Regions from separate parts of the Homo sapiens genome. Here all the other regions are linked to region 1. The links are chromatin loops, found by intact Hi-C in ENCODE. Cell type or tissue: endothelial cell of umbilical vein. All regions are shown on one strand. Each heading gives the region's core, and the rest is flanking DNA. Links, peaks and the distances in the headings are about the cores only. Region 1 overlaps TGFBR2 (transforming growth factor beta receptor 2). Region 2 has its middle 27 kb from the start of LINC01985. Region 3 has its middle 20 kb from the start of LINC01985. Region 4 overlaps TGFBR2 (transforming growth factor beta receptor 2). Region 5 has its middle 170 kb from the start of LINC01985.

The links. A loop is a pair of places that touch in the nucleus more often than their neighbours do. Peaks named below come from ENCODE experiments on the same cell type or tissue, not always from the same donor. Only the 100,000 strongest peaks of a DNase experiment are listed, where the experiment ranks them.
Region 2: a loop joins it to region 1, with 7 times the contacts of the local background. A loop is called at or near these places in 6 of 110 quality-filtered maps.
Region 3: it touches region 1 in a loop (6-fold over the local background); 17 of 110 quality-filtered maps call a loop at or near these places.
Region 4: it touches region 1 in a loop (2.5-fold over the local background); 27 of 110 quality-filtered maps call a loop at or near these places.
Region 5: a loop joins it to region 1, with 6 times the contacts of the local background. A loop is called at or near these places in 16 of 110 quality-filtered maps.

The regions. Positions count from the first base shown.
Region 1 is chr3:30,678,510-30,684,667 of GRCh38, reverse strand. The region is part of intron 5 of TGFBR2 (transforming growth factor beta receptor 2); the gene reads right to left. Among named protein-coding and RNA genes, the nearest start is that of TGFBR2, 75 kb to the right of the region's middle. In endothelial cell of umbilical vein, for the core only: no CTCF peak of the experiment used is centred there; DNase peaks (open chromatin) are centred at 2,627 and 3,647; H3K27ac peaks cover 3,678 bases.
Region 2 is chr3:30,542,382-30,548,539 of GRCh38, reverse strand. No RefSeq gene overlaps it. Among named protein-coding and RNA genes, the nearest start is that of LINC01985, 27 kb to the right of the region's middle. In endothelial cell of umbilical vein, for the core only: no CTCF peak of the experiment used is centred there; a DNase peak (open chromatin) is centred at 3,569; H3K27ac peaks cover 2,866 bases.
Region 3 is chr3:30,535,643-30,541,800 of GRCh38, reverse strand. No RefSeq gene overlaps it. Among named protein-coding and RNA genes, the nearest start is that of LINC01985, 20 kb to the right of the region's middle. In endothelial cell of umbilical vein, for the core only: no CTCF peak of the experiment used is centred there; DNase peaks (open chromatin) are centred at 1,800 and 2,880; H3K27ac peaks cover 2,857 bases.
Region 4 is chr3:30,619,755-30,625,912 of GRCh38, reverse strand. All of the region lies in intron 1 of TGFBR2 (transforming growth factor beta receptor 2), which reads right to left. Among named protein-coding and RNA genes, the nearest start is that of TGFBR2, 16 kb to the right of the region's middle. In endothelial cell of umbilical vein, for the core only: no CTCF peak of the experiment used is centred there; a DNase peak (open chromatin) is centred at 3,812; H3K27ac peaks cover 612 bases.
Region 5 is chr3:30,340,966-30,347,123 of GRCh38, reverse strand. No RefSeq gene overlaps it. Among named protein-coding and RNA genes, the nearest start is that of LINC01985, 170 kb to the left of the region's middle. RefSeq lists an enhancer at 3,822-5,021. In endothelial cell of umbilical vein, for the core only: no CTCF peak of the experiment used is centred there; DNase peaks (open chromatin) are centred at 3,563, 4,233 and 4,593; H3K27ac peaks cover 3,840 bases.

The DNA.
Region 1 (6,158 bases), core at 705-4,704:
TTCACAAGGAAGGGAGGTCACGGGTAGTCTGAAAGGTGCTGGCAAAAGGACTGGCTCCTTGTGCCCCACTGGGAGAATTTATGACTCTTCTGCCTCCTCCTAAGCTTAAAATAGACAAGTCTGGGGAGGGAGGATCATCATTTGACCTAAACTGTCATACTCTAATCCTTTAATATTAGTTTTTCAGATTAGGAGTACGGATGGGGATCTGCAGTGTGTGCATGATTTAGGCTGACCTTTCTTTAACTTCTGAAAAATGTCCTATTTATGTAACATAGATTTTCCAAAACAGCTAAATGCATGTTTGCTTTTTTCTTTCTAATTATGGATTTTTGCAATTCTTCTTTCTTTACCCTTCTCTCTCATTTTGGACATCCTACTCCCAACCTCCATTTTTTTTTTTCTCATGCCCTGCAATGTGTAGGAAGATGGTTTAATGTTTGGCAGTGTGTATACATGTGCCTCTCAGTTAACATCTTTGATATTCAATTGCAGCGATCAGGCAACATTGCTCATTTTTCCTACTATGGCCATTAAGGCAATGCCATTCTCAGGGCCTCCATTAGGACTTGTAGGATGACCATGTAACATGGAGGCCAGTCCCTCCTGGAGGGCATTTCTTAATTGCTCCTCAGTTCTAAGTGTCCCTCAGAATGCCTCAGATATTTGCTTTGACTCAGCAGAAGAAGGGAAGATCGTGGCCAGAGATAGCCTGAACCCTGCGAGAGGAGGTTAGAAAGCAGAAAGCCCTCTGCCAGCCAGGTGGGTACCAATGGTCGTTCCTAGGATGAGACCTCATGTAACAGAGCCCAGGCAGTCCTGGGGAACTGGACAGAGCTGGTGATTGGCAACAAGTTGATGGCCTGAGACCTTTGACACTCCCAACTTTTTCCCCAGGGTTTCAGGCAGCTGGAGACTGGGATGTTTAATCCACTTTGGCAAAATCTTTGGGTCCAAACTGTGTATCTTATTTATTTTTCATGATGGTGCTTAAAATATTTTTATTTTGGAAAATGCATGTGATTAAAACTATGAAATGACTAAACAAATATGTATAAAGAAATGTAAATCTCTCCCCAACTCCTAACCACTGTTTCTTTCACAAAAGTGGCTTAGGTGGAATAGTGAGATTAAAAGTGATTAAAATTTTTCCCTTATTACTTGCAAATGAGCACTTCTCAATCAATTTTTTATAAAAGCCCAGATGTTTTGCCCTCAATTCATTGGGAATAAAGGCTTTGGTAAAATACAGTAGAAATGAATTACAAGAAAAATGAATCCCACTTGAGTGTTGTGGCAACATCAAACTGCTATTAAAGGCACAAAACACATCTTGGTTTCTGTCCTTATATTGCAAATCTGTAACAGAGAGTTTGAGGACCAGCACCTGCCAAAGACCACACTTGGAGCAACATTGCCCTAAATGCTTCTTAAGGAATGTGAGATGCATTTTGACACAGGAAAAAAGAGCACAAGTTATTAAACATATTTTAAGGGTTTCAAATGAGTCAGACAAAGAATATTGAAAAGGTCTTCAGAGACGGGATCCAACATCCTCATTTTACAGTTGAGAAAACTGAGGCCCAAATAGTACACTGGATTCCAGGAAGAGCATTTAGAATTGTGCACTTTATTACTGTTACTCTGAAGAAATTTGCCTTTGCCTTTTTAGGAAGCTTTCATGCTTGCTCATCTCTGCCAAGCATTGCAGAGATTTCTCCCCTAACCAGAGCAAGTACAGCTGGGGCAGTCCCTGGTATGAACATGCCCTTCCCAAATGTGACAAGTGTGTCCCTCCCTGCCTTGATGGGGCCCTCCTCAGCATACAACCTTGAGAAGGGGAACCTTATGGGATCTGCTGGGTGGTTGTTATTTGTAATTTCTAAGCCAGCTATGCAAAAAAACAATTACAAAGAGCAGCCCTCTCCTTAGCTGGTATTATTTACCCACATTAAACCCAAACACTTGTCCTTTCTGGGTTTAGGGAAGTAGATGTGACTGGTGGTGGAGGTGAGGTAAGGATGAGAATCTCATTTTAGCTACAGGCATCAGATTGGGGCATAGTTGGCAATAGAATTAATGCAGTTCCTCTTTGCACATTTGATCAAATGATGCTTGACCTTGGGCCTCTCTCTTGTGAAGAACTGCATAAAAAGCAAGTTCAGGAGTGTGTGGGCTGAGTCCAGAGAAAATGTTACACCTGGCTAACCTATAACAAGAACCACCTTTTTAAAAAAAATTGGAATTGCCTCTAAGAGAAAAAGCGAAGGCTTAGAGAGTATGACTGAGTTTAGCACTTCAAAAGTGGAAGAGCTAACAATATGCATTGTAAGTATTATTTGTTGTTTTTGCCCTGACTCCTTTAAAAAGTAGATATGAGGACTTAGAAAAGAGATGCCAAGAGTTTGTGCCTCACTTCCTATATCCACAAAATAAGAATAGTCACATATGCCCCCTACAATTATTCAGTGTGATGCTGCAGGGCCAGCTGCACCGCCACCTCCCAACCCCATTGCACTGGCTCTTCCGGTTAGGCTGGCCCAACTCCAGGAGGAACAGGCAGAAGGGCTGGAGTGAACCCTCCCAGCTCGGCCTGGAGCAGCCCTCCAGCAAACTGATGGGAATTGGAAAGATAAAACACCCAGCTTCCTTTGAGTCAGGTGGTATGACACTGAGGTGTGTGTTCTGCTCGTAGTTATACTCCAGTTGCCCATGGTGGTAACCCACTTGATAAGATATCCTTTACTGGTTTCCTTCCCTTTCCTGACTCATTTCCTCATTCTCTTACTGGCATTTCCTGCAATCTCTTCCCAAATAAACTACTAGTACTCAAATTCTTGTTCCAGGGTTGGAGGCACTCCACCCAAGACATATGCCTACACAGCAGAATTAGTTCATCAAACCAAGTCTTTGTCTCACCCTCAGACTGTTTCTGAAGCCAGACAGACGGGGCTGAACACCTCAGAATTTCCCTGAGTGCCTCAAACGGCATCTTTTCTAAAAAACCTCTTTATTTCACTGCTTGAGAACGACTTTCTCTTACTTCCATCTCCCTCCCGCCACCTCTCTCTGCAGTCTTTTCACTGATGGAAGCCACCCGCAACCGCCCGGCCCTCGCAGCTTCTTTTAATTTGTCTCAAAAGGCTCTTAAGAGAAAACTACGCTTGCCTGTCTCTTCCCAGTTCCACAACCCTCAGAGGGCAGGTCTCTGGGACAGCAATGGTATTCCTCGGAAAGTCAGCATCTGGTGCACAGCTGCTGTTTTGACTGTAGTCCCAATGTAACAGGGCAGCAAAGTTGTTGATGGTTTTCCCCAAAGCAGTACCCCCGAGTTTTCATATCTGCTTTCCAGACTGTGCTCCCTTGAAATCCAGGAAAATGAAGCGTTTCAATCCTGGTCTCTCCTCAGCCGTCTCTCCAACGCCTCCTTTTTTTCTGTCTCTTTCTTCCCCCAGCCCCTTCCCTTTCTTTTTGGTTCATTTGCACTTTTTTTTTTTTTTTTTTTTTCATCTCACAAGGCTGCAGCAACTTGACAATACACTAAGGAGCCCTTCTTGGAGTTGTGTTGCTCCTCATTAAATACTTGTTCAGCTGGCTGCTACGTGTCAGCTTCTATTCAAAGGCCTAAATGCTAGGGATGTGGAAGTCAGTGTGCTTGCAGGCCAGTTTGGCTGGGGATGACGAGAGTATTTTGCCTGCTGTGTTCACCAAAGGGGGCCCTGAACAGGACCGCCTTCACCCGCCTTCACCCGCCTTCCACACAACACACAAACACTTGTATGAACACCAAACAGACTGAAAGCCTGGGACAGAGATTTCTTTGTAAAAGAGAAGCCATCTCCAGTTCTGTCCTTGCTGAATGGCGATTTCATGAAGCTTTTTCTCCTTTTTCGTAGAACAGTAACACACCAATCACCTCCTCTTGTCTTGTTCTTACTTCAAACAATTCTGAAAGATTTGTTTTCTTTTTTTTTTCTTTTGTATTCTTTCAGAGGATTAAAATGTCTGAAATGACAGCCTCTTTCATTATCTATCCCCCAAGTCTATTTTTCTTTCTAAAATCATCCCACCCACCCCACCCAACTCCAACATTATATTACATAATCTCTTTGTTCATTACCTGTCCCTAAAATACTGGCTCTTCACTAGACTTCCTGTCTCTCAAAGAAAGACACTGCTTTTTAAACTGCTGTATCCCTGGCATTTTAAACAATGCCTGCGACACAATAGGTACTCAATAAATACTTTTTGAGTGAATGAATGAATAAATATATCTTTAGGGAAATAAAGATAAAACAGTTATCTCAAATTTTAAGGTATCAATACTGTGACCTGCTACACAAATTAACAGCCTTGGATTCTGTTAACAGGGATTCACCCAGAGAAGTGAGGCCATCACTGAATGTTCCTCAAACATGTGATTGTCTCCTCAGCTTCTGCTGGAAGGCTTCATATCTACTGCCAGGATGCACAGAGTAGCTCTGACTATCGTATCCATACTGATCATAGGAATCATAGCTACTATTTTTTTTGGGGGGCGGGGGGGATGGAGTCTCGCTCTGTCGCCCAGGCTAGAGTGCAGTGGCACGATCTCAGCTCACTGCAACCTCCGCCTCCCGGGTTCAAGCAATTCTCTGCCTCAGCCTCTTGAGTAGCTGCGATTACAGGCACCCGCCACCATGCCTGGCTAATATTTTAATTTTTAGTAGAGATGGCATTTCACCATCTTGGCCAGGCTGGTCTTAAACTCCTGACCTCATGATCTGCCTTCCTCAGCATCCCAAAGTGCTGGGATTACAGGCGTGAGCCTGTACCTGTACATGGCCATAGCTACTATTTTAAATACGTTCTCCATTGGCCAGGCTAGCAGTATACCAGGAATACTAAGGCCTGTGAGCTACAGAGTCAGACAACAGGGCTTTGATTCCTGGCTCCACAACTTTCGCACTTCCTGAGCCTTCAGTTCTCTTATTGTAAAATGGGATTAATAACAGTACAGGCCTCAAAGAGTTTTGGTAGATTAAATGAGTTGATGTGTGGAGCAAGTGCTTAAGAAGTGGTAATTATTCCTTTATGGCTTTCTTTATCTGGACCAAATGTACTTTCAATAAGAAGCCTTTCTCTCTGACCACTCTCTTCACCTAACTGCAACACATCTCCCGAGGCCCCTGGTGGAATTTTGTGCGAAATGAAGCTGTACCACCTGGCTTTTGAAGAGCTCTATTATCATCTGTTTATGTTTTCTCACCTGATAAAAGTGAGGCTTCTCCAGTGTAGTGCTGTTCTTTCTCTGTTTTCCCTGTGCTCCCCTGCATTCAGGGGAGACTGGCTAGTAAAGAAGTAACTCAGAAGGATGCCCCAGAGTCTTCCTCTTCCTTTAAGAGCTGACCTAAGTCTCATTCCCTGACCATAACACTGCACTCCCTGTAGCCAACCTGGGCATTCAGTCCTTTGAGCTCACTGCCTTCCCTTCCTAAGCATTTATCACAACTGAACCACACTTGCCTGTTAAAAACAGACTAGTTAAGTGTTCCAGTGCCAGTAAATAGCATGAGACAAAGCCTGGAGGTAAGACCTAAAAGACATCCATCATGATGAAGTGATGAACACAGAATGAGAATGTGGCGTGGAGGTGAGCTTGGAGCCTTAATATCCATGTTTATGAGTCACTTAAAGGCAGGCTAGGTGGGACTTCACAGTTTTCTGTGAAATCTTCTGTCCCTAATCCTTGTATCCTACTTCATTCAGTTAGACCTTCTGCTGCTTAGAACATTTTTCTTCAAGTAGTGAGTACTGTAATGTTAACATCCAAGAAAGTAAAACAAATAGTCACCTCTGCAATAGCTCATTAACAACTGGGAACAGAGAGGTTAATGTTCCATAGCTTAAAAAAGTATCAATACAACTAGGGACTCTCTCAGTACAGGATGGGGTGCTATATCCATATTACCAATGGCAGTCATCCCGAGAAATCCAAGCAGCCACACTTACTCTCCTTCAGTGGGTAGATCCACTATACTTGTCATGTAGATTAGCTGTTTTCACTGGAGACTTGCATCCCATCATCCTTCTGCACACAGTTGAGGTGGACCATACCTCTTTTTTTTTTTTTTTTTTTTTTAGACGCAGTCTTGCTCTGTCGCCCAGGCTGGAGAACA
Region 2 (6,158 bases), core at 1,206-5,205, 140 kb after region 1:
TCCTCTTCAAAGATTCTAGGGGTTAGAGCTTCAACACAGGAATTTTAGGGGAACACAGCTCAGCTCATAACAATGTCTTTTTCACTTCTTACTTGCAGAAACTCCCGGTTTAGCTCATGATTGGACAACTATGTCACAAAAATATATCTGGTTTATAAATGTCACTTGTGCTGCTGATGGCCCACTTCATATAACAGAAATGGGTTTTGACTGCCCAGGTTAAAGTGGAAGTCACAGGTTTTTCTTTTCCTGAGCTCCGGGCTCAAAAATGGAGCTTTTCCTAGTTTCCTCAGAATTGAGTGGCAGACTAAAGTGGGGAAGTCTCTGTCAAGTGCTGGTGAGGATTGACAATCTTAATATTGGATATTGATACCATTGTCACTATCAACTGAAAAATGATGAGATTCATACATTTGGAAAGGAGAGCTTTATTTCTCATAAAGGGTTGCTAGTCCGCAGGCTGGTCATCCTGCAGAGAAGCATAGCCTCTGGCAGAAGCCAAGAGCAAGCACTTGGAGGGAGTGATAAAGGGAACAGAAATTTATGCTGAGTGGGTTGGGTAAGTATACATACTCAATAGATCACAGGAGGAGCCATGAATATTTTATGAAAGGAGGAACATGAACATGAGCAGTTGCGCTTCATGCCTCTACGTGGGTTGCATGTTTAACAAATGGCACTGTCAGCATGATACATTGGTGGAGTTTTTGGCCTTCTGATATCAAAAAGTGAAGCAGAGGATATGGAAACGCCCACTGTCCCTTTTCCATGAGCCGGCCAAAACTAGTCTGGGGATGGTGGTCAGTTTTTAGTAAGAGGTTCATTGTGAAACAGGTGAGCCGTCAAGCTGAAACTGTAAAGAGGGAGGTCTGGTCATGGCCTCAGATGATTGTCTAAAGGCAATAAAAGAATAAGTGATTTGTGGCCAAGCATGGTGGCTCACACCTGTAATCCCAGCACTTTGGGAGGCCAAGGCAGGTGGATCACCTGAGGTCAGGAGTTTGAGGCCAACCTAATGTACATGGCGAAACCCTGTCTCTACTAAAAATACAAAAACTAGCAGGGCCTGGTGGTGGGCCCTGTAATCCCAGCTACCTGGGAGACTGAGACATGAGAATAGCTTGAACCCCAGAGGCGGAGGTTGCAGTGAGCCAAGATCACACCATTGCACTACAGCCTGGGCAACAGAGTGAGACTCCAGCTCAAAAAAAAAAAAAAAAAAGAATAAGTGATTTGTTTCTTGTCTTCTAGAGCTGGTTTCTGTCTACTTCTTAGGAAAGAATTCTGGTTAAAAGTTAATAAGGAAGGGGCATACTGAGGTGTGTCTAATCTCCCATCCCCTCATGGCAAGGAATCAGAACATTTCTCTGCAGTGCCTTGGCCAAGAGGGAGTCTGTGTTTAGTCAGTTGAAGGGCTTAGGATCTTATTTTTATTTCTCAGCACATGATTTGTGGACTAAAGTATTATGTGGACTTTACTTTTTTGACAAGTGTTTTCCACTTCCCTCGTCCTATGTAACTTTTCCCTTTTCATCTTTCTGTCATTGGTAATTAAAAAAGAAAGTTGTAGTACACTTTTGTCTTTTATTGTGTCACCTCAAAGAGTTTGTAAAAGTGTGTGAGCTCTAAATAAGGCACTAGCTTTTATCGATATTTATTTCTCTGTTGATATTAAGTTCATCAAAACATATCTTTATGACAATTATTGCTATTGGTGTCCCCCAAAACTAAAATATCTTTTTCCTATGTACATGTCAAATGTTAATTTAATTTTTCGTTTATCTTAAGAATTTTATTGAAAAAAATTTTAATTATATAAATTTGAAAAGTATTCAGAATATAGTCAACTGAAAATAGAACATGACAGCAAATAAGTAGCAACAAGGTAGCTGAGGTAAAATACCTTTGGGATTCAAGGTGGATTTTAGGTGGGTTAAGTGGAACTCATGTAAAATAAAAAGGAGTGAGCCTTTTTCTTTTATAAAAATATGCAGCTTTCTCTCTCCCAAGGTTCAACTTAGTGGTTGGAGAAGTCACTTTTTATTATCAGAATGAGAATGAGTAACGCAAGCACTACCTGGAAGCAAAACGGTAACGTAGCTAAGCCCTGAGTAGAGAAATGTGGACCAGTTCTTTCCAATTACTTGTTGAAATGTGGCAATTGCTCTAAAATAAAAATGTGCGAATGGGGTAAAAATTACGCCATGTGGGGGAAAGCACATTCTACTCTTTAAAACCCTTTAAAGATGCAACCATTTTCCACTCAAAACTGCTTGGTGAGAATTTGCAGGATGGCCCCACACAATTCTCAGTCATAGGGAGGTCGCTCAGGTGTTTGATTTCCATTCGAGATGGAAAAACTGAAACAGAGAAAAAGAATATAATTTCCTCATCTATGAGTCAGCAAGCTCATTGAAAAGATTATGGTAGATTTGTGGACAATACTTACTTCAGCCATAGATGGGGTTGACACAATTTTTTATTGCATTACCATGTAGACAGATGAAATAATAACTAAATCTAGGGTTATATCAGTCTTCCTTCCATTTTACATATTTTCCAGTTCTCCTATGAAAGAGTCAGCTTTGTCCTTCTACTCTTGTGTCTCCTTTTATAAAATCATAACACTTTTGTTTTATCCAATAACCTGGACACCTAAGGATTGTACACATAAATAAACAAAATTGGAATTATATTTTATATATATTTGATCTTACTAATATTATATTGTAAGGATTTTCCATAATTTCTAAATGAATTTTTCCTATCCTATCCTAACCTGATTGATTAATTAATTGATTGATTTTACAAAACTTAATTTTTTAGAGCAGGTTTAGGTTCTCAGCAAAATTGGGAGGAAGGTACATAGATTTTCCATGTACCCTCTGCTCCTGCCCCACCTGCATAAATTTATTTTTTCTTATAAACTTACTATGTTTATCTTTAGACTTAAAAATGTCTTTAGAAGAGGGCACTGTTTCTTGACATTTTGTGCTTTTTTTTGGCTATCTTTTACGGTGTTAATTTATTAGGTAAGTGATTGGAAGAAAAGAGTTTCAGAAATGAGACATTGGTAAGTATATTTTGAAGGATGGGAGAATAGTGAAAGGTACAGAGTGTAGCAGGTCGGATCGGGTGGGTCTTCTACCTAGTTAAGGACACCTTTGAACAATAATTAATGTCATTTGTGGAAAAAGAAAATCCCCAACACTTTTCTTTGTTCTGAAGATAATCAGAAACCTATTCAATTTAAAACTTGTGATGTCCCATATGGTAGTTGCTACTACATGTGGCTATTCAAATACACACTTAAATTTCAATCAATGAAAAGTGAATCAGATTAAAAATCTAGTTCCTCAGTTGCACTAGCCACATTTCAAGTGCTCAGTAGCCACACGTGGGTAGGGATTACCACATTGCATAGTGCAGATAGGGAACATTTTCATCATCAGCATCACTGTGAAGAACGGGAAAAACTTCATAAACATGTAAATAAGTGCTAAGAGGAGCTGGCCAGGCACTGAAAACAACCTATGACTACTTCAATTATGATCTTGGCAAAGGCCTGAGACTTTATGAGACGTGAACTCTTCTGACCCTCCAGGATGCTAAGGATTGAACACAACACAAACAGACTTTCCCAAATTAGTCATTTCCTTTTCCATCAATATCTGAGCTCAACACTGAAGCCTCCTTGCAGAGGGATTGTGCTGTGACTACCTTTTATTTAAGAAGATACTCTTTGGTACTTTTTTTATGGTACTCTATCTGCCTATTCTCAAATTACATTCTCTAGCAAATCTCTGCCAAATTTTACCAAATATATTAATAGGTATATTGCCTATATTCTCCAGGAGAAATTTCTTTCCACCAAACTCTAAACATGATTTGGATTAACATTTAGTGTATTACCATATCACTGGATTTTAATTTTAATGCTGAAGACTTTCAACTATGGGCTTAAGGTCAGTAGAGAATAGGTTATAGGATCCATGAGGCTTGCTTTGTTTTCTTTTGCTATTTTAGCATATTTTTAATTTTCATAATGTGACAACCTTTAATATTATATCTTAAATTGAATCTCACTTTTACTTCCATTTTTATGCTCAGTATTAGTGATTAAAAACACCCTTTAAATTCATTTGTCCTGGCATTTTGACTCTTATTATAATTGCATATATAAGAGATGAGATCATCAGTTGGTTTTTAATGCCTTTAAGTTAAAATAATCTCCATATGGTTGAATTAGCCATGATCTCCACACACATAAAATCCATATGGCTGAAATTATACATACAAGGCTTTAGATAAAATGGAGAGTTGTGTAAATTTTACCACCAACAACATGTAAATTAGCAAGGATGAATGGTTTCCCCAGAGTGTCTAAAATCAAATTGCCAATAACAAAGATGTTGGTAATCAAGGTTTGACTTAAAAAATAAAAACAAAAACGAGTGTAATTTGTTAGCACTTACTATGTGCTAGATATTGTATTCTGTGTTTTATGTAGTCTACCCAAATTAGGAGTTGGCAAACTTTTTCTCTCAAAAGCCAGATACGAAATACTGTATTTGAGACTTTGTGGGCCATACGGTCTTTGTACAGTTATTCAGCTCTGCCATTGTGGCACTGAAGCAGCCAGAGATGATATTGAATGAATGGTTGTGACTCTATTTCAATGAAGCTTTGTTTACAAAAATGAGCAGTGGATCTGATTTGGCCTTTGGGCTGCAGGTCCTTTGATCTAAGTTAACCGTCATAAATAACCGAGGGCTATATATTGAGGACATGCCTCCGCCATTGAAGACTGCTGCTAACAGAAAGGAGATAATTTTAAAAATCTCTCTAACACCTGGACAGAGAGTCTGCCCCTGCAAAGGACTTCCACAGTCCCAGAGCTGTTCCTTGTCCTGGTTCCATTTCAAGCTCTGAATGTAGGCCAAAGGCTATATAGTACAGGACCATAGATTGTGGGGTCATCAGGCCTCTGCTTCTGCTTGGATTTAGAACCCTGTACTACCTAAGTAAAAAACCATGTCTCAATCAAATTATTTATAATTTGACATGACACTCCTATGTCTGTTTTAGCCACCCATAATAATGTGGGCCTCTTTGGCCAGCTCTTTTCTCAGATACCTTCCCAGAGCTTCTTCCCTGCCCTCCTGATCTCCTCCTCAGGCTTTTTGTTGTAACCTGTGGGATCTCATTCCATTAGAAATAAACGCTTCCGTCTTCACAGACTCTCCATGGAATTCTTTTTCCACTTGTTCTGTCTGTACTATGCTTCCTCTTTCCATCTCAACTTGTGTGAAGATACAGAGAGTAACCCCTGCCCTCAGACCCTGGAGCGGCCATGCAAGTCCATTATCCTAGAGCCTGTGCGGTAGTGTACTTACTAGCTGCATGCTCTCGTCCATTTAGGCCACAATAAGAAAGGGGAACGTAGATCCATGCTACCTCATTCGCTTTCTTGTTTTCAACCACCTGCTCTAGAGGTGACTCGCAAGTCTGTATCTCTAGTGGGAATTTATCTCCTGAGTTCCTCAAATTCAAATACAACTGTTTAGATATATTTTCCATTGGGTTGTCCCACAGCATCTTTTTTTTTTTTTATTTTTTGAGATGGACTCTTGCTCCGTCGCCCAGGCTGGAGGGCAGTGGCGCGATCTCGGCTCACTGCAAGCTCCACCTCCCGAGTTCACACCATTCTCCTGCCTCAGCCTCCGGAGTAGCTGGGACTACAGGCACCCACCACCATGCCCGGCTAATTTTTTTGTATGTTTTAGTAGAGACGGGGTTTCACCATGTTAGCCAGGATGGTCTCGATCCCCTGACCTGATCAGCCCACCTTGGCCTCCCAAAGTGCTGGGATTACAGGCATGAACCACAGCACCCGGCCCAGTATCTTAAGCTTAATATGCTTAAAGGTGAATTTATTCATGATCTTCCTTACAAAATAGCTTTTTCTTATGTTTGTGAATGAAACCTCCTCTATCCTTTCACCAAAAACAGAAACCTGCGATACTCCTTGACTGGTCTTCTTGGATGAAGCTGGCTGGTGACCCAGTCTTATAAGATACAGCTTTCTGACATCTTCACTAGCTATTTGCAGATGGTAAAGACTCCTACTTGTCCCCTAGAATTGCCTTTCCCCCTTT
Region 3 (6,158 bases), core at 1,342-5,341, 140 kb after region 1:
ATAAAGTTCCACTTCCTCAGCAAAGCATACAAGGCTTGCTCATTCTGAAGTTGGCTACTATGTAATGGGATCTTCCATTATGGATGGAGCTAGTAGCAATTATGGTAATAATGGCTATTCTTGGTCTGAACTGCATATCAAATCTCCCAATAAGGAATACAGGTAAATCTGTGTCTCAGGACATCAACCAGAGAGGGGTTTAACATTCAATATTTATTAAAATTTTATTATTTTCTAGGTCCAAGGGCTCTTTATAGATCAACCTATTTAATCCTCAAAACAATTCTGTGAGATAGGTAGTATTACTATTCTTACTTTATAGAAAGAGACTGAGGCACAGAAAGACTAAGTCAAATATCCCAGTACTGACCACTTAATAAACATTAGGGCTAGAGTTTAACCCCTAACAATCTAATGCCAGAGCCTGCTTAACTAATGTGCTATGTGTTACCAGCTGTCTCTATAGAAAGCTAATTCTAACTGGTATGAGATGGTATCTCATTGTGGTTTTGATTTGCATTTCTCTGATGGCCAGTGATGATGAGCATTTTTTCATGTGTCTATTGGCTGCATAAATGTCTTCTTTTGAGAAGTGTTTTTTCATATCCTTCACCCACTTCTTGGTGGGGTTGATTTTTTCTTGTAAATTTGTTTAAGGTCTTTGTAGATTCTGGATATTAGCCCTTTGTCAGATGGGTAGAATGCAAAAATTTTCTCCCATTCTGTAGGTTGCCTGTTCACTCTGATGGTAGTTTCTTTTGCTGTGCAGAAGCTCTTTAGTTTAATTAGATCCCATTTGTCAATGATGGCTTTTGTTGCCATTGCTTCTGGTGTTTTAGTCATGAAGTCCTTGCCCATGCCTATGTCCTGAATGGTATTGCCTGGGTTTTCTTCTAGGGTTTTTATGGTTTTAGGTCTAACATTTAAGTCTTTAATCCAACTTGAATTAATTTTTGTATAAGGTGTAAGGAAGGGATCCAGTTTCAGCTTTCTACCTATGGCTAGCCAGTTTTCCCAGCACCATTTATTAAATAGGGAATTCTTTCCTCATTTCTTGTTTTTGTCAGTTTTGTCAAAGATCAGTTGGTTGCAGATGTGTGGTATTATTTCTGAGGGCTCTGTTCTGTTCCATTGGTCTATACCCAAAGGATTATAAATCATGCTGCTATAAAGACACATGCACACGTATGTTTATTGTGGCACTATTCACAATAGCAAAGACTTGGAACCAACCCAAATGTCCATCAGTGATATACTGGATTAAGAAAATGTGGCACATATACACCATGGAATACTATGCAGCCATAAAAAAGGATGAGTTCATGTCCTTTGTAGGGACATGGATGAAGCTGGAAACCATCATTCTGAGCAAACTATCGCAAGGACAAAAAACCAAACACCGCATGTTCTCACTCATAGGTGGGAATTGAACAATGAGAACAGTTGGACACAGGGCAGGGAACATCACACAGTGGGGCCTGTCGTGGGGTGGGGGTAGGGAGGAGGGATAGCATTAGGAGATATAACTAATGTAAATGACAAGTTAATGGGTGCAGCACACCAACATGGCACATGTATACATATGTAACAAAACTGCACGTTGTGCACATGTACCCTAGAACTTGAAGTATAATGATAATAATAATAATAAAAAATAAGTTTAAAAAAAAAGAAAGCTAATTCTAACAGCCCAAAGATTTTCCAGGGCTGTACCATATTTCCTTCCCATATCTGTTATCAGAAGCAGAGGCCTGTGCTGTTTCCATCTTTCCCAGGATTATTTCAATAAAAGGAACGGGGGGCTTTTTTATGATTCACTCATTCATGCCTAAGTTATTAGAAGTGTGAGCTCATTTCTGGTTGACTCAGATACTTTATATAGTCATAGGCAACATCTAACACTTATTCTAGTATACTCTTACAGTTAATAAATAGTAAGAAATACAAACTCATCTGTAATGTAATAACTTCAAACTTCTAAATATTTTAAATTTAACCTTACTTGCCCAAAGTGAACTAAATCATGATGACATTTATTAAGAATTTCCTCATCCTATAGCAAAGTATAATGCATGACTGGGTGAAAAGAGGGAATTTGCACTGTGTAAATGTCCGAAGGGCCAGAAAGATTTAAATGAAATCCGGGGGTTCTATAATTTTTATATTATTTGTATGCTTATGCATGCATAAGCGAGGAAGATTAATGAAAAGAAAGGATAATTAAAATTGTGGGATATTTTCTGAATTCCTTCCTCAATAGTTCTTTGGAAATGCACAAGCCCTATTATTTTCTCCTATGTTCACTGATATGCCAAGTCACAGAATGTTGTTAGACCGGTTATTGGTGTCAAAAGTTGAAATCCTATCCAATTAATTGCTTACAACATTGCTAGAATTTCTTCACACAGTTCCCTGCAAAAGCATCTATAATACACTGGCGGGGGCTACGTCTTTGCTTTTAAGGTATTTCACTGATGGACTGAACTTGTTGAATGTCTGGTACGTGTTAATAATTAGAATACAGTTGACTATTTATACCCAGGCTTGTTCCAGAAGGGATTTAAAAAATCATTTAATAAAATACATATGAAATAGCAAATAAATGATTTAAAAAAAGACTCAGGAAATTTCAGTGAAAGTAAAAGTGAGTCAGGACACAAAAATCACACAATGAAGTCACGCATATTTTCTAGAGGTATGCCAAAAACTTGTAAGTTTCTGCTAGCCAATGAGAAGAAGGAAACACTAGAGGTGAGTGAGTCACACTACTTATAGTGTTAAATCTATCTAGTTGCTGAAGAGATGAACAATTCTATCTGATTATGAGATCAGAATTTTCTCCCAAGTCTTTACAGACAGGATACCATATATTGTCATACACATAATCTCAACAGTAAACACAGACACAAGTTATTCAGTGAAGTTTATATAATACACCTCAGTATTGGCTGCTGGCATCTCACCAAAGTGCAATTAAATAAAAAAAGAGCTACTGAGGCTAATGTGAAGAGCTGTGAGCCCATGACTCCCAGATGATTTGACTCAAACTAGGGAAGATTAGAGAACTTGTAATAGTAGTTCTTGAACATTTATATCCATAAAAATATCCCAAAACATAAAGAATGGGTTGCTGTGCTTCTTCCTCATTGAGTCAGGTTTAGTCCATCTGGAGAGAGACCCACAAATATCTGTTTTCAATTATTAGCCCTCTTTCCTTGAAGTTATTCCAATGTAGAAGGTAAGCAGACCATCATGGAAAAACCAGAGATTAAAAGCAACAAGTAGCATTATTTGATATCAATTAATGAACTATCAGAGGATACTAGCAAGAAATGATCATTTTAACTTGAGATTAATTGATCTGTAACAAGTTTTGGGGGTAGTGTTAATATAAACTTGTTGAGCTGCCCTACTAGGGAGGATGCTGTACTAGAAAATATTTTTTCCTTTTCTCTACAAAGTGAAAATACCCACTGCATCAAAGAATGGATGGGGATAGAAAATCACTCAGAATTGTTGAGTGGAGACTTCTTAAAGGTGCCATTTCTTAGATGTGTGGTTGTGGGAAGAGGTCTTATTAGAATTATGTTTTTGGGATGTTGGACACTTTTCAGAAAATTGTGGCCCTGTGTAATGAAAGTTATGATGTGGTCTCCACATTCCCACTTCAGTACTTAGGCATTTGATCACCCAGCTGCCAGGAGTCTTTTCTTCTGATGGTTCTTCACAGAAATTGTCCTCCTTACCAAGGTTATATGCTTAACGCAGCTAGCATCCCATGACCCACTGGTGCAGAGAGACAAGACCTGGATGGATATCTCTGAAGGACCATCTTGTATTACAGCTTCTCTTGAGATTAGCTGAAGTCTTTGTAGGACCTGCATCACAGTTTGACTTCTTCCTCCTTCCAATCCTTTGTTCCTTACCCCTTGCAGATGTAGATCCCTAGAGGATTCTCCCCAAACTTCCTGCTCACAACCATCTCAGATTCCACTTCCTAGAGAATCTGACCTAAGACGTGGATATAAATCTCCTGATCTTCACCTCACTGATGCTACTACCTATGTTCCTTTGCAATTTGATTTTAATTATATTCACCCACCTTTCCTTTCTGTATCTGTCTTTTATTTTTCTTCAGCTCTGTTCTTGATATTTAAGGGCTTCTTAGTGTGGACACCTTTTTACTTCCTCAATGATTTTTTTTTTTTTTTTTTTTTTTGAGACAGAGTCTCACTGTGTTGCCTAGGCTGGAGTGCAGTGGAGCAATCTCAACTCGCTGCAACCTTCAACTGCCAGGTTCAAGCAATTCTCCTACCTCAGCTTCCCGAGTAGCTGGGATTACAGACATGTGCCACCATGCCTGGCTAATTTTTTTGTATTTTTGATAGAAAATACAATTTTTTTTTTTTCGTATTTTTGGTAGAGACGGGGTTTCGCCATGTTGGTCAGGCTGGTCTCAAACTTCTGACTTCAGGTGATCCACCCGCCTCGGCCTCCCAAAGTGCTGGGATTACAGGTGTGAGCCGCCACTGTACCCGGCCTGTTCCTCACTGATCTTAAAGGATTTATTTGTTCTGTACTTTGTTATCTCTTTTTGTGAGTCTGACCCAAAACAGGTCTGCTAAGCCTTAAAGATGAGGCATATGAGGTACTACTTAAGCAAACATATGTGCAAATGTGTGCAGGAGTGTGTGTAGGCGTATGTGCACACATACATATACACAGAACAAGGAGGTTTTTGTAATCCAATGCATTTGAGAAATATGACTTAAATGGGTAAGTTACTGCAGGAGTTCTCAGAGTCTGTAAAGTGCTAGTGTGAATTGTGAATCTCCACATTGTACATTATAGAACCCTCCTCTTTTCCCTTTTTATTGATGTAAAATTTTTTTTTTGAGATGGAGTCTTGCTCCGTCGCCCAGCCTGGAGTGCAGTGGCGCGATCTCTACTCACTGCAAGCTCCGCCTCCTGGGTTCACACCATTCTCCTGCCTCAGACTCCCGAGTAGCTGGGACTACAGGCGCCCACCACCATGCCCGGCTAATTTTTTGCATTATTTTAGTAGAGACGGGGTTTCACCGTGTTAGTCAGGATGGTCTCGATCTCCTGACCTCGTGATCCAGCCACCTCGGCCTCCCAAAGTGCTGGGATTACAGGCGTGAGCCGCCGCGCCCGGCCATATTGATGTAAAATTTACACAACATGGTTAACCATTTTAAGGTGTACAATTCAGTGGCATTTATTACATTTACAGTGTTGTATAACCACCGCCTCCATCTAGTTCCACAACATTTTCGTCACCTCAAAAGGGAACTCTGTATCCGTTAAGTCCTTACTTCCCACTGCACCTCCCTCAAGCCTGTGCAACCATTAATCTGCTGTCTCTACAGATTTACCTAATCTCAATATTTTATACAAAGGGACTCATTTAACATAACATGTGACCTTTTGTGTTTGAATTCTTTCACTTAGCATAATTTTTTTGAGGTTCAGTCATGTTGTAGCATGTATCGGTATTTCATTCCTTTTTATGGCTGAATGATATTCTATTCTATGAATATACTGCATTTGATATACACTCATTAGTTCTTAGATTTAGGCAGTTAATGGATACCTTTTGGCTATTTTGAATAATGGCGTTATGAACATTTGTGTATATGTTTTGTTTGAATACCAATTTTCATTTCTTTTTGCTATGTACCTAGGAGTAGAATTACTGGATTAGATGATATTTCCATGTTTAATTTTTTGAGGAGCCAAAACACTTTTTAAGTATATTGATACTAGCATACTGAGGAATAATACATTTTGAAAAGTGTTCTATATGAATTCACTTTACAATATTAATGTTAATTGTGGGTTAATAATGTTTAAATCTTTAGAACTGATGGTTTCAGAAAACTTTCACCAACAGCCTTGAATTTGGAATAAAAAAACTTTAAAGTTGAGATCTAAAAAGGAGAGATATTTTTGAGAAGAAATATCTTTTAGCATTCTTGCTCATATCATGCCATGCCAAGAACTTTTTTCTATGTTTCATAACACTTTTCCATTAAGGAATAAAAGCAAGTTTGATGGTCACTTGAGGACAATGTGAATAACATCTGCATCATAAATGCTTGTTGATTCTCTACTGAAAATCAAGTGACTGTTCTGAT
Region 4 (6,158 bases), core at 1,340-5,339, 59 kb after region 1:
GAAAAAATGTAGTAGTTAGAGATGGGGCATGGTAGTACTGGACAGAGGCAGTCAGGCCCATAGGTGTTGCTTCTCATCTTTGCCTTGAGCTGTAACTAGAAAAACTGCAAACTGCATTATAACCAGAACATTATTATATACATATACATGTACAATCAAGCCCAACCCAATTAATTTTCTCATATGACTCAAACTCTAGTACCATTTGGAGATGAGGCAGGAATCATAAACATAATTGGCTGCAGGGCATTTAGTTGCCATTGTATAAATTCTTCCTGAAAAATAATTTTAGATTAATTTTTAAGTGTGGATTTTACAATTTCCTATCTTTTTAAAGGGTGGGAATCCTTTGCCAATTCCCAAGAGGACAATAAGCTTAAAGGAAGATAATGTCTGAAAGATCTGAGGACCAAGTTTCCTGAGAAAGCTGTATTTCTAAAGTTTTGACCCTACAAGGCAACATTAAAAGTAAGTTCAAGGAAACAAATGTGAGAAAGCATATCTCCCTTTAGATAACCTAGCAAAGAAGTTAAGAAGGGAAATAGTTCCTTAGATCAGAATTAACAGTTGTGGATAGCCTTCCCTTCAGAAAATTGCAATGCTAAACAGACGTTACACAAGCAATATATCCCTGCAACTTAATTTCTCTTCCTAGGATCTTTAATATTTTTCTTTTTTTATTCCATTAAACAAATATATATTGAGCATCACCTATCCACCAGATCTGAAGAAACACTATTTTTAATATGTTCAAAATTTGAGTCTTTTCTTGATACAATAACATCTGCCTTAACAGGAATCAGTATGTAAAAATTACAGTTTTTAAAGAATTATATAAAAGGTATTATTCCAGAAGACTTGCTATGGAATCCCTTTTAAAAAGGGCGTTCAGAAAAAGGTAACACTGAAATTTATTACAGTTTGAAGAAAATCACTCCAATTATAAATCCATGAACCCAGTCATTGTTTAATGAAGCTCATCTTTGCTGGAAAATCCCCACTGAGAACAAAGCATCACAATGATCCACACAGTCCTAATCAAGCCCACTGGAAAAATCACCCTGAAGAACACTGGTGGAAAACAGAAAGAAGTCCACACCACAGTGTGAGAGCTAATTTAATGTGTTCTTCAAGAAAAATTAAATAAAACAATATGACTCAATTTTTCTTTTATGTTGCAAGAAAAATAACATTTATATAAAGCTAGTAGTAGAAAAGCAGAAGTATAGCTTAGCTTTCTATGATGGCAAGTGAAATAGTTTCTGCTAATCAAAGTGATTCTTTTTTTTTTTTCCTTTGAGACGGAGTCTTGCTCTGTCGCCAGGCTGGAGTGCAGTGGCACGATCTCAGCTCACTGCAACCTCCGCCTCCCAGGTTCAAGTGATTCCCTTGCCTCAGCCTCCCGAATAGCTGGGACTAGAGGCACGTGCCACCACGCCCAGTTAATTTTTGTATTTTTAGTAGAGACGGGGTTTCACCATGTTGGCCAGGATGGTCTCAATCTCTTAACCTCGTGATCTGCCCTCCTCGGCCTCCCAAAGATCCGGGATTACAGGTGTGAGCCACCGTGCCTGGCCATCAAAGTGATTCTTAGCCATTTTCTTTGAAAATGTCAGTCATAGAGGTAGGCTCTGTTGCTCTTCAATGTATACCTTCTTTTATATAAAAGCAATTTGACTAAATATTAGATGTCTGTGTGAGTCGTGTTCTGCTACTCAAAACACTTCTTGTTCTGTTCTTCTCTATATTTTGTTTATTTGTTTGTTTTTTGAGATGGAATCTTGGTCTGTTGCCCAGGCTGGAGTGCAATGGCATGATCTCGGCTCACTGCAACCTCCACCTCCTGGGTTCAAGCGATTCTCCTGCCTCAGCCTCCCGAGTAGCTGTGATTACAGGCGCCCGCCACCATGCCCAGCTAATTTTTGTATTTTTTAGTAGAGATAGGGTTTCACCATGTTGGTCAGGCTGGTCTTGAACTCTTGACCTCAGGTGATCCACCTACCTTGGCCTCACAAAGTGCTGGGATTACAGGCATGAGCCACAGCGCCCAACCTCTTCTCTGTATGTTTATTCAGACATTCATGTTTAAGAATTTCTGAGAAAGGAAGCCAAAGATAATAATACCTGACCTCTATGTCTATATGATGAAGAAGTGCACTTCCTATGTAAAGATGCCCGTATTCCTGATTAGGTTAAGCAACTTGAAGTTCTAGTGAGGGGCAAAACTACAGGACTGCAGAAACTGGCATAGCCTTTTACACATGGCAGCATTTGTCTACTGATAATGGTGACACAACCTCCAAGAGGGCAGACCACACGGTGTATTAAAGAGAAGCTGTCCCCATAAGAAAAGGGGAAAAGTAAAATGACTCATTACATAGTTTGAAATCTCTTATGATGGGTGGACAAAACCCTCAAAGAAGAAATTCTCCAGTCTTAAATTGGGCTTTTAATGTTCGAGGCAAGAACAAGTCTCCTGATGAGTACACTGCCATCGCCTCTTTAACAATTTAGCTATGAAAATATGAAAATACGAGGAGACTATAGATTTTTATCTTAGATTTACTTACAAATTAAGCAGTGAGGGAGCATGACTAAAAATAGAAAAATGATGAAAAGATTAATTAATGATACTTTACTATGTCTCAGTGGATGGGCAGTCCTATTACAGCTGGGGCAGATGATTTCATCTTTCTGGGCCTCCATTTCCACATCTGTAAAACAGGATAATTATATCCATCTCAGAGAGCTGTTTTTAAAATTACAGATGACAGGAAAGTGAAACTGTTTTGAAAATAATGAAGCTTTCTATTACTGTGAGATTATTAAAAGATTATTATAACTAGACATGGTCAATATGTTTTCTTCAAAGTTATCAGACTAGACATTTTTCCCTCTGGTGATCTTTCACCCATATGTCTCAATCATACTGAAATTATTCAAATCACTTCTTTTTTCTGTTTTCCTGGTACTAGTTTCTCTTTTTCTTTTTCTTTTTCCTTTCTCTTTTTTTTTTTTTTTTTTTTTTTTTTTGAGACAAAGTCTCGCTCTGTTGCCCAGGCTGGAGTGCAGTGGTGCGATATCGGATCACTGCAACCACTGTCTCCTGGGTTCAAGTGATTCTCCTGGCTCAGCTTCCTGAGTAGCTGGGATTATAGGCGTGTCCCACCACTCCTAGCTAATTTTTGTATTTTTAGTAAAGACAGGGTTTCACCATGTTGGTCAGGCTGGTCTCAAACTCCTGACCTCGTGATCCGCCTGCCTCGGCCTCCCAAAGTGCTGGGATTACAGGCCTGAGCCATTGCACTGGCTGGTACTAGTTTTCTATCTGCCTGAAGAAGTACGCAAATGACTATTTTCATGACTTTTTTTTTTGCCTTTAATATTATTTAACAGCTATTTTAACAATGAAAGACATTTTACATATTCTCAAAAGGTATGTACCAAAGAAGGGTGTGGGCAGAAATGTTCACAAAATCAGGACCTTTCATTGCATCTTGGTGACCACCAATAAAGTACACAGAAACCCATAGTGAACTGAGGTCTAAGTGGCTGCTATCAACCAACACAATCTTGAACTGCTGAGTCTGATCATTTCATTTTCTTAAAACTTCAGGACAGTTCAATTTAGAGAGCACAAGAGTGAAGTTAGCCTCCCTGGTCATCTAAAGCAACATGGGAAGGTAATTTAAGAAAAGTGACACCATATCAATCACTTTCCCAAGCTTTTCAGGGGCTCACTCCAAAGACTTTCTTGATGATAAATTTTATTAAAGTGCTGATCATAATCAAAACAGTACATTGTATCAGAGGTCAAGCATTGTTTTTCACTTCCCTTCCCAGAACTTATTAAAGATGTACCTCTGAAGAAAGACATAAGGAAGAACAAAATTGTTTTGACTCACAGAAAATGGCTTACACAGACATCTAATACTTAGTCAAGTTGCTTATATATATGAAATAAGTTATACCTTGGGAGTAACAAAGCCAATAGGCTTGGCTCATAGGGGGCTAACTACGGCTGCAGCAGTTATTCAAGAAGTTAACATATTCTCTCCTGTCCCCTGAAGACACCACAGGCATCTCAGTAATAAACTGATAACAACCAATACTCAAGAGTTTGTGAAAATGCTTTGTAAAGTGCTGAATAATGTAAGTGATTATCTACTTACCACAAACGTCCTCACCAACATCATCATTAAAATCTTGAAAGATAAGTGCTTTTCAGTAGTTTTGAGAGTGAACCAATGACATGCTAAATTAAAAGCATTATATTTCAACCATTTCCAATAAGTGCCACAGAATATTAAGACTTAAGAATATTAAAATTCTGGTCAGGTGCAGTGGCCCATGCCTGTAATCCCAGCACTTTGGGAAGCCGAGGAGGGTGGATTGCCTGAGGTCAGAAGTTCAAGAGCAGCATGGCCAACATGGCAAAACCCTGTCTCTACTAAAAATACAAAAATTAGCCAGGTGTGGTAGTGGGCACCTACAATCCCAGCTACTCGGGAGGCTGAGGCAGGAGAATAACTTGAACCCAGGAGGCAGAGGTTGCAGTGAGCTGAGGTCGTGCCATTGTACTCCAGCCTGGGTGAGAAGAACAAAACTCTGTCTCAAAAAAAAAAAAAAAAAAAGAATATTAAAATTCTTATTTCATCTCCTTTTCCTCTATAGATAGAGCAGGTAGGGCACTACCAGTCCAAATCTATGTAATGTGATGTCAGTGGTAGCTCCAGAATTCCCATAGAGGAGTGGCTACATGGGTGATGATCTGGCTGAAAGGGAGGCAGGCAACACAGCTGGAAGCTGTGCTTGCACAAGAGAACACTACTTGTGGTACCTAGACTGCATGTTTATTCAGGATGGATGGGGACTATGGTGGACGAGAAGGCTGAAGGCCAAATTCAAGACCATCCTTAGAAACCCACTCCTATTAAGCACCCAGGTAAGAAAGGCCTCATATTTAAGTCTCCTTAGCATGTATCATTTTAACAGGGCTTTCCAAAAAGTACAACCAGGGGTCACCTTTGCAATATGGGATTATTTACCCTCAGGTAGGTAGAAGAGTATCTTCAGGCACTCTTCATTGCACCAAGACCCCTTCAGCCATCCCTATTCCAGCAATCCCAATGACTGAAATCATCTATGACTCATAAAGAGAAAAGGCAGGAGTGACAAAAAATTGTCCTGCGTGAGATGGTGTGATTTACTTTATGACTTTGCCTGGTCTCTATAGTCATAATGCATTGAGCCTTCTGCAAAAGATTCACACATGAGAGAATAAATGAATCAAAGGCAGAGCCAGTGATGGATGGAAAATTAACCTTAACACCCACACACCACAGCTCCCCAAAATTCACAGAAACTAAAGACTGCAGACAGAGCAAGTCTCCACTGTAAAGAACAATTTACACAAAGCAGATCATACGAGATTTTCCATAAGCCTATGGTTCTGTCAAACAATACTACAGGTGGCTTTAAGCCATTGACATTTACACTTGGTGGTGAAAAGCCATCTGGGAGAAAAAAAAATAGCACTCCCCGCCTTGGATCTAAAAGCAAGTTTCCTCGGCCTTTAAAAGCAATGAATTCCAAACAGCAACAAACAAAACACATAAACAGAATTAGTGAGAATCTGTGCTAAGAGCTATGGCAAAATCAGACAGAAGTTTCTCCCTCAAAGAGTTTTCATTCTAGTAAGAGTTTTGTTTTGTTTTGTTTGTTTTGAGACAGAGTCTCACTCTGTCGCCTAGGCTGGAGTGCAGTGGCGCGATCTCGGCTCACTGCAAACTCCGCCTCCCAGGTTCACGCCATTCTCCTGCCTCAGCCTCCCGAGTAGCTGGGACTACAGGCACCCGCCACCACGCCCAGCTAATTTTTTGTACTTTTAGTAGAGACAGGGTTTCATCGTGTTAGCGAGGATGGTCTCGATCTCCTGACTTCGTGATCCGCCCGCCTCGGCCTCCCAAAGTGCTGGGATTACAGGCATAAGCCACCACGCCTGGCTAGTAAAATAGTTTAAAACACACAGAGACAGCACAGGTAGCTTGGCAAACAAGGTCATATGAATGAGAATGCAAGGCTTGTCGGAGAGGCTATGGGCAGGAAAAGGAATCACAGTGGGATGGATAATCAAGGAAGGCCCACTAGAAAAAGTA
Region 5 (6,158 bases), core at 1,197-5,196, 340 kb after region 1:
GGGTTTTCTTTTCCTGTTGAGAAAAATCCCTGTTAAGAAACCCAGGATAATCAAACTACATCTTAACATAATGGGCTCAGGCTTCAATACTTCTCTTTACTAAATAGCATTCATTGGCTACCATGGCCTATGCACCTGGCCCTATATTTTATTTCCTCTGACTTAAGCTGTCCATTTTTCTTGCAGGTGGAAAATTACTAATATTAATACAGTCTTGGACCAGCTAATTAAGTGCAATGAGCCCTCCCAATGGGTGCAGAGCCTAATTGCATTTGCAAGCAGCCACCTGCAGGCATAAACTGTCGGCTTAACACTGCACATGGAGGGGGACAGCCAAATCTTCTAATACTGTCCAATTGTCCCTAAGGATATTGAATTTTTCAGAACACTCTGTGTGTGTGTGTGTGTGTGTGTGTGTGTGTGTGTGTGCGCGCACGCGCGCAAGTACTTGACACTCTGTGTGTGTGTGTGTGTGTGTGCAAGTACTTGATTTGTGCATACAAAACAGGGAATGTGGATGAGAAGGCAAAGAAAGATGGAGAATGGCAATAATCCCTATTCCAACCTAACCATAAAATTCAAACCCTTTGAAAATATATTCTTAAAATCATTACAAATGTATGCTCCCACTGTAGCATCCTAGTTATAATCTCTTCCTTAAAGAAGTTTGGAGCCCAGTTGTATGCCTAAAAATTACCATTAACTTACACAATACTGAACAAGCCAGGGCTGGTTTAAGTAGTATGCCTGCCTGTTAAGTTTCTTACTGAGTCATTCACAATGAAGCTGATTCAGGAAATATGGAGTGAGACAAAGTAAAGGAAATGGTGAAGATATTTCTTTATTTGGAATTTTCCTGTGTTCTATTCTTCAGGAAAAATTTGACCTACTTTGAAAAAAAAAAAGTGAACCTCCCTTGATTTTATTTGTATGAACTGAAGTAAAATACTAACCAAAGATTTTAGGGATTTTTTTTTTTTTTTTGTGAAACATCTTGGGCAGAGTAAAACTATAATTACAACTAATCAGGGTAAAATAATGGTGACCCATTGAGCTGAATATGCTGTAAGTGATCTATGACCTTCTGAATAGAAACCTATCTCCTATCTGAATTGACTTCCTTCTAAATGATAATAAAAAAATCTCTAGCAATCTAGATTGGCAAGATAGGTTATTTATTATAATGTGGGAAGCAGGAGAGAGAATTTGTTTGATAATTGTAGTTTCAGGCTGACAGTAATTAAATACTTCTGGGCCCTCATTGAAGAGAATACATTTTATAAGTCTCTGTCCCAGGAAATCAATATCATTCTTTTCTACCTCTGCCCTTTACTTCATCTCTTGGTTTACTTTTTAGTAATTTTTCTCTAACAGTTTCCTCTTCTTGCTTTCGCCATCTTAGAAGTCATGAAGAGCTCTGATGATGTTACTGGGTAAACAGCCTTGGCCTGAGGTTGAAGCAAGGAAACTCTGGAGTTCAACAAAGACACCAGGCCTGATGACCAACACTGTAACTACTAGACAGTGATACTGGACAAAACAACCAATCTCTCTGGCATCAGCATCATCAGTGATAAAATCAGAATAATGATAATTCAATCTTCATAGAGTTGTTGATAGAATTCAGTGATGTGAATTATGAAAAGCAATTAACTAACATAGTGCCTGACACATTAGAACTGCTTATAAAAGGATGGGAACTTTTACTATCATTTCCCAGGGACCAAATGAACACTCTCTTTCTTAATAGCACTGGAACCTCTGAGCTATCTTGAGACTTTACTTTAGGGAGTAGATATGTGTTATTTTGGTAGTAATTTTTAAACAAGATGTAATTGCATACAATATTCTTAAGAGTTGAGTGTGATTAGCGTATGTACTAATAAGATATATAAATATATACACATACATGTGTATATGTGTTGTGTATATGTGTGTGTGTATATATATATATATATATATTATATATAATTTGAAGAGTAACACCCCAGTTAAGATATAGAGCATTACCATCACCCTAGAATGTTCCCTTGAATGTCTTTCCAGTCTATGCCCCCACCTCCATAGTCGACCACTATTCTGATTTTTATTCCATAAATGAGTCTGCCTATTCTTGAACTTTCATATAGGTAGAATCAAACAGTAAGTACTCTTTTTTTCTGGATTTTCAAGCTCAATATAATGTGTGTGTGATTCATCCATGTTGTTGCAGATGTAGATCTCAGGTCAGGCCACTTATTTCTTTTTATTCCTGAGATATTCCTTTATGCCAATATATTATATTTATTTTTCTGTTTTCTTGTTGTTGGACGTTTGGGTTGTTTCCTGGGTTGTTTGTAACTTTAAAAGTTTATGCCATTTTTAAAAACTTCAAAAGAGATGGTATGGTATAAATAATTTTGCATTAGTTGGCTTTATTCTACACCTTATGAATAGAGTACAAGCATCTAATAAACATAGATGGTAGGCTTCGGAGTGGAACATTAGATTTAGATTCCAAAATGGTGCATGTACAGCCTTAGCTTCCTGGGACTCTTTATTGTCTGACTGCCACTAGAAGGTTGGCTGGCTCCTGCCAGGAAAACATTGTTGCATTTACCCTGAGTGGACCTTTTCTGTGTGTGCCCTCAGAGCACTTAAGAGAACATAGAGCTGTCACTTCTCAAGTTTACTCACCAGGCTATAAGCTTTCATTATACCTATTTGGTAACAAATGTTTGCATAGTGACAGAATTTGGTCTTAGACTCACTTTTATTGCAACCTGGTTATGAGACAGCAAAGAGGCCAATGCCCTCTTATACTACCAACAACAAAAGCACTTATAGTTACCAAAAAATGAATGATAATTATGAATGATAATTGGCTCAATACCTATTGGCTCAATACAGAAATAATATATTTCAGGTAACTTAAGTATAAAACAAAATCATTATAAAGAAATTGCCATTTTTTTTTTCTACTGACCTAACCACCCTCCTACGGCACCAGGTAAGAATTTTTCTGTGCCAAGGGTTTGTGGTTTATACTATCAAATGCACATTAAAATTTAACTTCCCATTTTCAATTAAATAGAATTGAGTCACAGTCAGTACATATCCAGAAAGGTTCACATCTTGTGATGCACTTATAAATCTGATCTTGTAAGTCCCCAAATCATATCTGCTTTCATGCATTTGTTTCTTCATTTCCTGCCCAAAGAATGTTTGGAGGATTATTTTGATCCTACTGTAGTTTAAGACCATGCCCTTACATGACTTAGTTTATTGAATATTTTGCTAGCTTATTTTTATTTTATTTTATTTTAAAGTTGTTAAGAACCAGTGGATTGTTAGTTGAAATATGCAGGGCTGCATTCCCCCATCCCATTACTACCTTTATTTCAAGTGAAAGTTTGCCATTCATAGTGCCTTTGCTTCCTAATGACCTCATTCATACCAAAATTGGGACCTGGAAGCTGAGGCCCGGATTTTTCTCTGACTCAGTTTCCTGTGTTCCAAAAAAATTCCTTTTCCTATATTAATTGTTATTCTTCTTTTGTTAAGACTTAAGTGGTTTTAAGGTAAATTCTCATGTTACCCTCTAATGCCAACTTGAGCTGTTTAAAATATCGGAAGCGCTCCCACAAATGAATTGTGTTCCCACAATTTCCTAGCATCATTCATTGCTCTCATTTCACAGATGCAAACACAAAAACACATCCTTTTGTACATAACAATCATAAATACTTTCCCAAGGTCAGGAATATTTCTGTCAGGAAAGCCCTATTTTACCAAAGAACAGGATGTTTTGATAAACTAAATATTCTGAGAATTATCATATGTACCTATCAAGGTTTCTATTGTGAAGCCTTCTCTCTCTTCACTGAGAAAGAAGTCGGCCCTTTATCTGTCTTCCTTGCTTCCTAATCTCCCACCCAAGAGGTTCAACTATTGGCTTAATGATTCACTAATTGTGAGAGATGGTGATTTATGATATTAGGGAAAAAAAAGGAAGCCTTTATAGTTGAAAAAAAATTAAGATTGTTCTCATGTTTTAATCCTACATCTATTTCTGGTCTGACTCTAGTCTTGCTTTGTTTTATTTTTGCATTTGACTGTCATCTTGATGTTTACTTCGGTCTACTTTAGAATCCTTGTCTTCATTCTGGCTTTTCTGCTTGTCAGTTTTGGGTTGGCTTTATTTATTTATTTTGTTTGGGGGCAGGACATAATCTCTTGCCCTCAGGCAAAATCAGTTGCTGACTCTCCCCCGTTTTTTCTCCAGGGTCTAGGTCACTTTATTAGCATATCTTTCATGTTTAGGTAAGACTGCTGTCGCTTTTTGAGAAGTTAGTAGGTATCCTGTGGATAAAAAGTGATATCAGGCTTTTTTTTCCTTCTCTCTCTCTCTCTCTCTCTATATATATATATGTATATCAAAAATATTAAGCACATGGATATGATTCTTATACGATAATTTGTCTTTCAAAATGATACGAAACACAAGAAGGTACATGCAGTTGATGTGATTATGACACATTGCTCTATTATGCCCAGGAAAGACTGTTTGATGAAGCCTGGATTTTTCATAATTCAGAATCTGGCTCAGCTACCTGGTCTTGTCAACTTCCAAAAGTGACTCACCAGTGACTCAGACTCAGAGGATTGTACCATGCGAAGCTTGAGCCCCAAAGGCTTTGGAGTGAAACAGGCTGGTCCAAAGTTTTAGTTCAGCTGAGATATCCTAAGTGTATTATTTGCAGGTTGAGATTTGATTATGAGAAATGAAGATATCTACCTTATAACATAGTTTAAAGGCAAAATAGTCTAATATATACACAAACACATATAGAGGCAAGATGAAGTAAAAATGGTAGCTGTGGTTGTTCTGAGAATGATTATAAAACAGAATTTGTAGAAAGAGACATATTGTTAAGAGGCTTATATAACTTACATAAGACAAAAATTATATTAGCCAAATTACATTTAGTAACTTTGTTGTATAAACATAGAAGAGCAGAAGCAATCAAATCTAGTATGCAGATTTTCCATGAGTCAGGTTATGACATCCTAATTCTTTCATCTGCACAAGATAATTAGACCTGCCTCCAGGACCACACAGATGGAGACAGTGGAAGGGCACCCTTGATCCAAGGTCAGCATCATCAATATTTCCTTTCAGTTCACTCAGTGCTCTTTCTCACTGACACATGCTTTAGTTATATGATCTTCAGTCTGGGTCTAGGCATGTCTTGCTGGTCGTTGAATTATATGTTTTCTTATTTTTTCTGATGAATTTTTAGGAAAGAACATCTCTTCACACTTATGTGCTGATACAGTTGGGAGACTTATGATGGCAATTATATTTTTTATTAATCACATAGGGAAAAAAGTATAAAGACTAAGGAGTGCATAAAAGCAGGAAGGAGTAGTGTGGTTAAGTGATGGGCGAATGAGAAAGAAAGCCGGGGTCAAGATGATAGAGGGTGAAATATTTGTTGACACTGTATTAGATCCTGTACAATGGCATGGACACTTAAAATACAAAAGGTATATACCTGAAAATTGTTTGCCTAAGCCTTTACCTTATGAAAGTAGATGGAAGAATATGTAACATTGTCTCCAGTTTTTTTTAGCTTTCCTCTTAACTCATCCATTATTATCTCTTTTTGCAAATCCAGAAGCAGGCCAATTTCCAGATATCAATTAACTGAGTTACTATCTTGCCGAAGGCAAATGTGTTTATTGGTCAATTTACCAAACTCCCATTTTCAAAAACTATTTTTGATGGACAACATTTTACTTTCCCTTTCATGACAAGCTGCTAAGGGATCTTCAATATGTCTGCCACTGCTTCCTGCTATTAGCAGCTGGAGAATGACAGGATGAGAGGCAAAGACACAAGAGAGTTGGGACTTAAGAAGATATTTCACCTGAATAATCATGGAATATAAAAATGCAATAAATATGCTATGAATATACTATTTTGCATGATGCGATTGTGTTGATAAGAATTCTTCACATATATTCAATGAATTTACATTTTGCACTATTTTTCTTGGATATCAAGAACTGTAACAATTGTCCACTTGCAGGATTAATAATATATTCTAAAAACAATAAATTCAAAAGAATGCTCTGTGTTTGAGAATATAGTCTTACAATTATATCTTTCATAC